2 separate regions of the Homo sapiens genome follow, and region 1 is linked to region 2. A link is an interaction called in ENCODE POLR2A ChIA-PET data of the cell type or tissue named here. Cell type or tissue: PC-9. All regions are shown on one strand. Each heading gives the region's core, and the rest is flanking DNA. Links, peaks and the distances in the headings are about the cores only. Region 1 has its middle 200 kb from the start of MIR3144. Region 2 has its middle 18 kb from the start of MIR3144.

The links. Peaks named below come from ENCODE experiments on the same cell type or tissue, not always from the same donor. Only the 100,000 strongest peaks of a DNase experiment are listed, where the experiment ranks them.
Region 1: POLR2A ChIA-PET joins it to region 2 with 5 read pairs; 2 of 35 experiments call an interaction of 5 or more read pairs at or near these places.

The regions. Positions count from the first base shown.
Region 1 is chr6:120,208,808-120,214,198 of GRCh38, forward strand. No RefSeq gene overlaps it. Among named protein-coding and RNA genes, the nearest start is that of MIR3144, 200 kb to the left of the region's middle. In PC-9, for the core only: no CTCF peak of the experiment used is centred there; DNase peaks (open chromatin) are centred at 3,334 and 3,624; H3K4me3 peaks cover 1,005 bases; H3K27ac peaks cover 527 bases.
Region 2 is chr6:119,994,405-119,999,799 of GRCh38, forward strand. No RefSeq gene overlaps it. Among named protein-coding and RNA genes, the nearest start is that of MIR3144, 18 kb to the right of the region's middle. In PC-9, for the core only: no CTCF peak of the experiment used is centred there; no DNase peak of the experiment used is centred there.

The DNA.
Region 1 (5,391 bases), core at 392-5,391, 210 kb after region 2:
AAAAACAGCATAGTACTGGTAGAAAAACAGACACATAGGCCTATGGAATAGGCTAGAGAAATGAGAAATAAAGTTGCACACCTACAACCATCTGTTCTTTGACAAAGTTGACAATAAGAAGCAATGGGGAAAGGACTTTCTGTTTAAAAAATGGTGTTGGAATAAGTGTTTAGCCATATGCAGAAGATTGAAACCCCTTCTTTCAGTATATGCAAAAATTAACTCAAGACAGATTAATGACTTAAATGTAAGACCTAGAACTAAAAAACCCTAGAAGAAAATCTAGGGTTTTCAGGAAATTTCATTTCTAGAAATATTCCAGACATAGACCTTGGCAAAGATTTTATGGCAAAGTATTCAAAAGCAATTGCAACAAAAAAATGGAGAAGTGGGGCTTAATTCAACTAAAGATCTTCTGCACAGCAGAAGAAACCATCAACAGAGTAAACAGACAACCTACAGAATGAGACAAAATATTCACAAACTATGCTCCAACAAAGGTCTAATATCCAGAATCTACAAGGAACTTAAACACCAACAATGAAACAGCAAAATATCACATTACAAATTAGACAAAGGACATGAACAAATACCTCTCAAAAGAAGACATACCCATGGCTAATAAGCATATGGAAAAATGCTCAACAGCACTAGTCATTAGAGAAATGCAAATCAAAACCACATTGACTTACCATCTCACACAATCAGAATGGCTATTATTAAAAAGTCAAAAAATAACATGTTGGTGAGGTTGTGGAAAAAACGAAACAAAACACCTGTACACTGCTTGGGGGAATGGAAGTTATTCCAGCCACTTGTGGAAAGCAGTCTGAAGATTTCTCAAAGAACTTAAAACACAGCTACCATTCAGCCCAGCAATACTCCCTGGGTATACATCCAAAGGAATACAAATGCACGTGCACTTGTATGTTCAACACAACATTATTCGCATTAGCAAAGACACGGAATCAACCTAGATGACCATCAACAGTGGACTGGATAAAGAAAATATGGTACATATGCACCATGGAATACTATGCAGCCATAAAAAGAAATAAAATCGTGTCCTTTGCAGTAATGTAGATATAGCTGATGGCCATGATTCTAAGTGAATCAATGCAGGAACAGAAAACCAAATATTGCATGTTTTCACTTGTAAGGGGGAGTTAAACACTGTAAATGCAGACATAAAGAAGAGACAAATAGACACTGGAGCCTACTACAGGCTGGAAAGTGATGATTGAAAAACCACCAATCGGTACTATGCTCGCTACCTGGGTGATGAAATGGTTTGTACACCAAACCCCAGTGACACACAATTTAAACACGTAACAAACCTGCACATGTACCTCCTGAACCTAAAATAAAAGTTGAAAAGGAAAAAATCAAGACTATACACCCAAATGTCTATATAATTTATATTTAATACAAATATGTAGACTTTTTAATATGTTTAACTTCCACAGGCAGTATAGCCACATTATCATCAACTTTTTCTACTTGATTGATTGAACTATATTTTTATATATTTTAATATAAAAAATTCCTTCACATGAAAGTGTCAAAAATTTCCAAAATTGCTAATATATTTATTAAAATTCCTAAAGATTTGTTTACATTAAAACAAACAAAAAAGGCTGAAAGATGCCGAACATGGATGTAATTTTCTATAGCAAACTTATGATAAGGCCGGGCATGGTGGCTTATGCCTGTAATTCCAGCACTTTGGGAGGCCAAGGCAGGCGGATCCCCTAAGGTCAGGAATTTGAGACCAGCCTGACCAACATGGCGAAGCCCTGTTTTCACAAAAAATACAAAAATTAGCTGGGCATGGTGGCACACGCCTGTAATTCCAGCTACTCGGGAGGCTGAGACAGGAGAATTGCTTGAACCCGGGAGGTGGAGGTTGCAGTGAGCCGAGATCGTGCCATTGCACTCCAGCCTGGGCAACAACAACGAGACTCTATCTCAAAAAAAAAAAAAAAAAAAGAAAAGAAAGAAAAGAAAACCCATGATAAAAAAACCAAGTCATTCAAACATTGACAATTTAATTTGTGCTGATAATGTAAAAGCAGTGTCTTTTGTCATTTGTCCTGGCATTTGAAAATGACAGGATAGAAGTAATTGAGTTTCTGTTGCTTCATCTTACATTCACTGTGCTATTGTTGCTTATTTCAAACCTACTGTTTAAATGCAGAAATATAAAGCACTGCCTAGGTGGAAGACAAAAATGTCACCAGAACAAAGCTCCATACTACTACAAATTCTTGAAACCAACATATGTACCTGAGCACTAAATAACTAGGGGTTCTTTAAATTAACTTCTGTGTGAAGTATAATATTTATTTTAAAAATATCTAACAAAAATTGCATTATGTAGCATAACATGTATTGTGCAACTGCAACAATAGTTTAGAACATAAACATTATAGATAGATATGTTCATATAGATAGATAATATGTATATGTTTAAAACTGTTGTTTAGATAGTTTGATTTAGAACAACATATCTATTGTTTAGGTAGTTTAGAACATAGATAATAGTTTAGAACACTAATATATTTTTATATCAGTGATAAAAATTATATTGTGATAATAAAAAGGACTAATTTTGAGTATTATTATTATTTTTAATTATCTATGAAGAAATGCATCACCTTATTGCCTGCTCCTGCCAGCCAACTCCGACTGCCCAGCCCTTGATGCTCCAGGGCCACTTGATGAACTGTTCCAAGCACCTGCCCTCTTTCTTTCTGTTTTAATCTACCTAACTCCTACTGGTCCTAAAACTTTTTTATCTTTCTCTTCTCCATATTTCCTGATTCTCCTCCCTTTCTTCCTTCTATGGCATTGTAGCATGTTCTTATACATTTAATTTAGTATTTTTCAGGTTGTGACACCTTAAGTATCTTCACAATCAAACATGGTTATCATAGTTTAGGATCCTCCAAGAGCAACTTTTGAGACAAAAGTTCTAGTGCAAATAAGTTGTTAGGAAAGATTCCAGATAAATCTGGTAGGCAAATGGTGAAGGATAGCAGACACTATCTGTATCCTACTAAGCATCCTCAAATCTTCTCATTTCAATTTGTGTGTTCGATTTACAGAGAGCAGTATCTGCATCTCCATGCATAAGGATTTTCCCCAATATGTAGCCCACTCTGTGCAGTTGGCAGGCTAGAAGTACCAGGGAATTAAATGTACCACCCCAAAAGCCCTCAATTAATAATTTATGGTTGTTGGTATATAATCTCAGATTATCTCTTCTCTTGGTTGACACAACTCTGAGGCATGCTTTTGCCCTTTGCCCTTTCCCCTAGAGTGAAGCAATCCTGTGGTTTCTAGATTAGTAACGCACACTTCGAGCTTGGTTTCTTCTCTGTAGCACCTACCCATTTCCCTTCTAATGTTTCCTGCATCTCCCAAATACTATGCCTCTGCTTCTGGAGGGTCATAAAATAAGACAGGAAGAGGGAAAGTAAAGAGAAAACTGTCATTCAAAGGAAAGCTGTAAAGCAAGTTACCAGTATAAGCAAGTTCCTGCATCTCCCAAATACTATGCCTCTGCTTCTGGAGGGTCATAAAATAAGACAGGAAGAGAGAAAGTAAAGAGAAAACTGTCATTCAAAGGAATGCTGTAAAGCAAGTTACCAATATAAAGCAAGTTGCCACTAGGGAATTATGGGAGACAATGGGGAATAGGAGCCTCAGAATTATTCTACACAAAAGAAAAGGGAGCCTCTATACTGATATACTGACACCCACCAGTCACTGGTTAAGTGATGATGACCTTAGAATGTTTGTATTCTCTGGCGTTTCTGGCCTGCTGTGGACAAAGTAGAGAATGAGATTGCTACTAGAGAAAACTCTCAGAAAAGTAAATGTAGGTGCTGACTTTTGTAAGCCAGGCCAGTCTGCCTACGGAATGGGGAAGAAAGGTTAGTTTCTTCCACACTGGGATCCTCAAGAAGGTTACTGTATTTTATTTGTTTTTCCTCCAAAGGGTTTATCACCATGGCTGACACAAAGAAGGTATGAAAATTTTTTCTAAACCACATAATTGAGAGGATAAAGCAACTATATGGTTAAGAAATCATAGATACATTCAATACAAGTACTTTAGGATAACTGTGAAATGGAGTTTATGAGGAAATCTGAGCAAAATGTTGAGCTTCCTGAGTGAGGCATTTTCTGGAGCTTCAATATCAAATTATGTAAAATGAGCTCTGCCAGTGAGAAAGATAGTTTAGACCTCTGAAAATCATTCTCTCTTCTAGTTGAAGAAAACCAAAGGGGTAAAGTGAGGAAGAACACACAATATCTAGGAAACATCTCACTTTCTAAAAATCACAATGTGAATGGTTCATTTTTTCAAAAATCACATGGAAAATGAAAAACATTTCTTAGAAAATAGACTGAGTTTCCAAAAGGTACAGAGGAATATAGAATATAAATGTGTCAGAAAATAATAATGAGATAGTTTTACTTCTAGGGGAATAATTATCCAAATTATAAATGAGTCTCAATATATTTCAGAAAAATATTCTGAAAATTATAGGACAAACATCTCACCCATTTTAGGACTGGTGTGGTGAGGCTGCAGCATTTCTCTATTTATTCTTCTGATCTCAGGCCACTTCACTGATTAAACTTTCTTCAAGAAAGAAAAATTTCTCTACTTTCTTGGTCAATAACTATTTACCAAGTCTTTTGAGGGAACAGGCAAATCAACTTTGATGTAAAGAGAGCTTGTTCCATCTTTGGAAAGGGGCAAATAAAGATGATGGAATCATTGTCAAGCTTCTTATGGCTGCTAGTGATAATGTCAGAAGTTCTTAATATGAACAGCATATTAAATTTTCAATATGCCATTGAGTGTGTTAGATGTAACATAAATTATCTTGCCAACTTTATCTCATTTAAAGTTCTTTGACACCAATGCTCAATGACAAAGTACATCTCACTATGAACCAGACTGATCTATTTTGTTTACCCTTTATTTTTTAAATTCTTCATCTTGATTTTGTCAGGCTTGTTTTTGCCATCTGTCTGTTACTTGAAGGACATTGGTAGCTGTAAGGTCATCATCTTCTCACAGATATGCCTGGACTGACATGCACTGCTCACAAGCTGAAGCACTGTCTTCTTCAGGGATCCAGGTGGAGTGGCAGATTTATTACCCTTTCCCTGGAGGAGTCTGCTTCAAAGTGGAAATGAACTTGGGAGCTCAAAATGTCCAGCACACCAAAAACATTTGCCTTACATTGACAACAGCAATAAAGCATTTTCTCCTTTTAACAAAAACATCAGGAAAATGTAGCATTTGCATTACAGTAACACATTCCCTGAAATATCTTTTCATCAGACAGACTTGCTTTCTCTGTCATTTGC
Region 2 (5,395 bases), core at 334-5,333:
TGACATTTTATCCCAGAGATTGAATTTAAAACAGTGGATTTTGTATGTGTCTGCTTTTCACCCTCACTACTGGTCCTACTTAATTGGGGAGAAACTTTTGATTCTGGAAGATTGGAAAATAAATTAAGGTGCAAATAAGGATGCAATTGAGAAGGAAATGTAAATACATTATAAAGATGGGGTCGAATCACGCTAAAGAAAATTGAGATTTTAAAGTGGCTAAGATGAGAAAATACAAGCTATTAAATAAGTGCTTTTTGAAAAGTTAGTTATTGATTTGTATCAAAAATAATGTTAAACCCCAACTTAACCCTATACCAAAAATTGAAGATGCTCAAGTGTCTTAAATATAGAAAAGATATGACAGTGCTTGATTGGAATATGAGAAAATAGTTTTATAATGATAGACATATAGGCTTATTACTTAATTTTTAGAACTGTAAACTTTGGATTTGGCAATATAAAATTTTAAATCAGTATAGTAAAATATAAAAGATGGAATATAAGATGCAGATTTGGAATAAATATCTGTAGAATATTTATTAAATAAATAAATTATCATCCATTATATATGAATTCCTTTCTATACAAAATCCCCAAACAATGTAAGAGCAAAGCATGCAGAGCATCTTAATGAAAAATTTATGGTAGGCCACACAAATGGCCAATAAGTACCTGAAAAATGCTCAGACTCATTGAAAATGAGTGAAAAAGGAATTGTTTTACATCAATCAATACTATTTGTTACATATTATATTGGAAAAATTAAAGGATGGATGATATTTAGTATTGAACATGAATGGAAATTAAGACAGGAAAATAAATCATTTTTTGAGGTCTACTTATGCATAACTAAATTTTAAATAGACATAACCTTTTATTAGAAATTCCTTTCAAAGTATTCAAACAAAAGAAAAGTTTGTACATGTGCCCAACTATGATCTGTAAAAGAGTATCAGGGTAACACATTTTAAGAAATTTTTTTTTTTTCAATAAAGACAGTGTCTCACTATTGTCACCCAGGCTGGAGTGCAATGGCACAATCTCAGCTCACTGCAACCTCTGCCTCCTGGTTTCAAGTGAAACTCCTGCCTCAGCCTCCTGAGTAGTTGGGATTACAGGTGCCTGTCACCACGCCTGGCTAATTTCTGTATTTTTAATAGAGACGGGGTTTCACCAAGTTGGCCAGGCTGGTCTCCAGCTCCTGATCTCAAGTGATCCTCCCGCCTCTGCCTCCCAAATGCTGGGATTAGAGATGTGAGCCACTGCACCTGGGCAAGAGAAATTTTTAAAAGCCATGAACATGTTCATCCGTAGAAGAATGTTTGATTGAACCATGGTACATCTGCTTTAGGGAATATCCTGTGCCCTTTACAAAAAATGAAGTAGATTTGTGATAATGTGGCAGTATATTCATGAATTTTTGTTCCATGAAGGAATATATATACAGATTTTAATTTGCAAAAGATATTTATAGTATGATTTTTTTGTTTAAAAAATCCATATGATGATGTGTATAGAATATTTACTAAACTGCATAGAGAAAAGGCCTGGATGGTTATTCAAATATTTTATCTGATGAACAGAAAAGAATGTATTGAGGAATAGTGAAGCTGACATTTAAACTTTACCTCATACACTCTGAGATTGTTTGATGTTAATGGAATTGTAATAATTTTAAATATGACAAGTGGAGTGGAGAAAAACAAGAGATATGTTTGAGTTTTACTTGTGTTTGATTTTTAAATTGAGATTTTAGATTTTTCATAAATTAGGTGTTCTAGGACAAACTCTCCTAAACATTTAGTTGGACTTAATAGCTATAGCAATTAAAATGAAGTCACTTTTCAAATTAACCTTTCGATGACATTACAGATTGAAATAAGATGAGTTTATTCTAACAAGGCTTTAAGGTATGTCCTTTGCATATGTGTTTCTACGAGAGAGCTCAAAATTGCAAGGTGTCTAAATCAGAATGGCCATGAGGGAATATGGACCTACACATCTTCTGAAGTGTTAGAGAAATTATAAAAACCAAACAGAAATTACTCACCTTGTGAAAAAGTAATCTTTAAGTGTTACAGATTTCCTTGGATCTTGAAAATAACTTTATTGCATTTCACCTTGCCTGAACTTGTAACTCACAACACATTCTTTTTTTTTTTTTTTGAATGCTATGAAAACTACTCACTCTAATGTTAAAGCAAATCTTTGATATCTGTACATGGTTTTCATTTATGTGTTTATGCTAACAAGTAGACCATAATAAGGGATTTGTCATTTTGGCTGCCTTTTCTAGCCTTTAATATGAAATAGCATATATTCAAAATAATTTTTAGTGAAATAATTTAATTATACTCAAGTTATAAAATGTGCTTTCCTAATGTTATATGAACAGGGACTTTAAATATATTTTTAAATAGTTTACAATCATTGTTTTGAAATGAGTGTTTAAAAAAGTATGCTTAATCCTTGCCTTTTATTTTCCTTATAATTAGTTGATTGCTATTTTTTTTAAATCTTAACTACTGAATTTCACAATAAAAATATAACAATCTTTAAAACTTATAGACAGTACTAGTGTGTCTCAGCAGAATAGAAACATATCTGAATATGTTATAAATTCTCTACTGAAGGGGCCAATTAAATAAAACATTTTATTCATGCATTTATTCATTTTATTCATACTGTTTTCTTCATATGTTTATCTTGGTGAATCAGAATAAATAAGAGAGAAGAGACTGATTTATTACAGAGAACCGTCCAAAGATGATGTTGTCTTTTTTTTTTACTGGTACAAAAGTCAAGTAGGCATGATACTATTCTTTAATCAGTTACTTGGGCATATTGTCATGTGTTTTGTAGATGGAATAGTTTGTTAAAACATAGAAGTTATAGAGATATCCTCCTTATTCTTCCCACTTTTCACTCTTTTTGTTTTTCGTAATCTTTAGAACTCTTATTCAAAAAATTTAGACAATTCTAAATTAGTTACTGTTACTAAAGAATTTCCCTGACTTTAAAGGAAATGTTCATTTATGTACCTAAAAGTTATAATGTATGATAATCTGGTTTGGGCAGAATTATAGGCATTTGACATCCCTTTAGTTTTTGTGAATCTTTCTAGAATAATATGAATGCAACAGCTTTTCTGATAATGCTCCTATCTACAATAGATGTTATTTTATAGCAGATTATATTTAGTTTATCTATTGCAAATATAGCCTATCTTAGATAGATTGCACTGTGCTGTTGTGAGTTTCTCCCTGTGCTATTCCAGCTGTCTTCTTGAATTTCCGCAATATTAATAACCAGCATTTGGCGTAAGGTAATTTACATGAAAAAACACATTGTATGAATTGTATGATTTTCACTCCTTCCATGTTATGCCACTCAACCTATATGGTTATGGCCTGCTTTTCTGAATTGAAGAGTAATTGCAAGGTGGTTATAAGGTCATTTTGTAAATAAGATACAAGGCATTGGTAATGTGCATATTCTGACTTCAATTCGATGTCTTTCGGTAAACTTGTAGCCTCAGTGTTGACATATTAATAGGAAACGTGTTGATTTGTTTCTCTTTCAAGCTCTAATTTGATGATTAGCTATTACTTATGACTTAGAAAAACCTGTGTAAAACAAACAACAATAGAAGAAACTATATTGTGGCATGTTTTTAAGTAAAAGTTAATAGAGTCAAAGTAAGAAATATTACATATGTGGCATGTTACGCAAGTAGGAAACAGTCTCATTGGGACTTCCAAAACATTAAAGAGAAAAAAATCACAGCTTTGCAAAATACTCTGTATTTATATCACTTTTCAGAGGCCTAATGAAACATTTTACATATTATATAGTATACTCTTTAAGGGAATTACAAAAATTGCTACTTTTTTAAAAAAAAGATGTTCCACTAAAAGAAGATATTAAAAATGATTTCAGATGATGTAGGACTCCTGGCTGGGCAGATGGATTCTACCAGATAGTTTTTGATGAAAATATGGTCAATATTAAGAATAAATTTTCAGATATGTTAGGAATTTGTATAAGCTAGATTGCTCCATATGGATAGATTTATATTATAAAGTTTAAGAAGAATTACCAATTGCAGTCAGGTAAACTAAACTTTAGAAACATTAAACAATTTCAAAATTTTAGTCCAAGCTCATTAAATGATTCCTGTACCTTTTCTAGTGCCCTTTACTAATAATGACAAAGGGGGCAATCATTTATTTTGCCAGTGACTGGGGCCTTGAAACAATTGAGTCCATGCTAATAAGCTAGGAACCTTATTTCTCTAAACATGGAAGAAAACACATGTATAGAGGGTAAATTTATTCCTGTTATCATGACTTCCCAATTAAATCCCAGCTCCAGTATCTGCACAGTTAATGTCAACTCAAAACTGTTTTTATTACTTAGCCACCAATGTGGTCATCATTTTCCAATCTCGAATGAATGTTTTCACCTCACCTTGAAATATAAATATTATTATATGTAATATAAATATATCAAACATATTGGGTGCATTAGTGACTAAGAAAGTTTTCCTTCTTTTTTTTTTAACAAGTAAACTTAAACGTGTTTATCTGGTGGATTGTATTTGTGAGTGTATGTAGAACATACGTGGCTTGAACACATGTATTTCCTTTCTCCTAATCTATTTGAAGTATGCAACATCATCCTAAAGAGAGTTTCTATGAAGTCAAAGTTAATCTGAATTTTAACTTTTCTCTCCATGACTTTGATCCTTATAGCACAATTGACTTCAACAGTAGTTTCGAGATAAACTTACCGTGTTAAAACCCTTCTTGATGGTGACCCTATCAAATCTCTTGCAGTTTCTCAGGGCTCCTGTGCTTTCTCCGGCTCTTCACACTTTGCATATTATATTTCCTGTGTCTGAATTACCCTTTTCATATGGTTAACTCTCACTTATCTTTTAATACTCTGCTTTTAGCATTATATTAATAAATTCCCCAACTACTTTAAATGGATCTTCTGTGGGAGGTAATAGCAGGCTTCTTCCACAGCACTGAGTTACATTTTCCTATGATTTAAGGGAAGGACCATACCTTTTTTTTTTTTTTTTTTTTTTTTTTTTGAGTCCTGGACACTTAGGAAGAGCTCGGGTAGATAATTGTAATTTAATTAATTACTTGATTATCCAATTAATATAGCAAATACTTATGCACTATTTAGATCTGTGGTTTAAATATTTGCAATTGAAGTTTATATACACATATAAATAGCCCTTTTCGCTCAACTGCTGCTGCAAATCAGAGAGCATGGGATATTCTCATGCATGGAATTCATAAGTTTATTTTAGTCAAAGAAATTTAAAGTAAGCCATTTTCTTATTATAATTTTTCCATAATCGCAAGATTTATATATT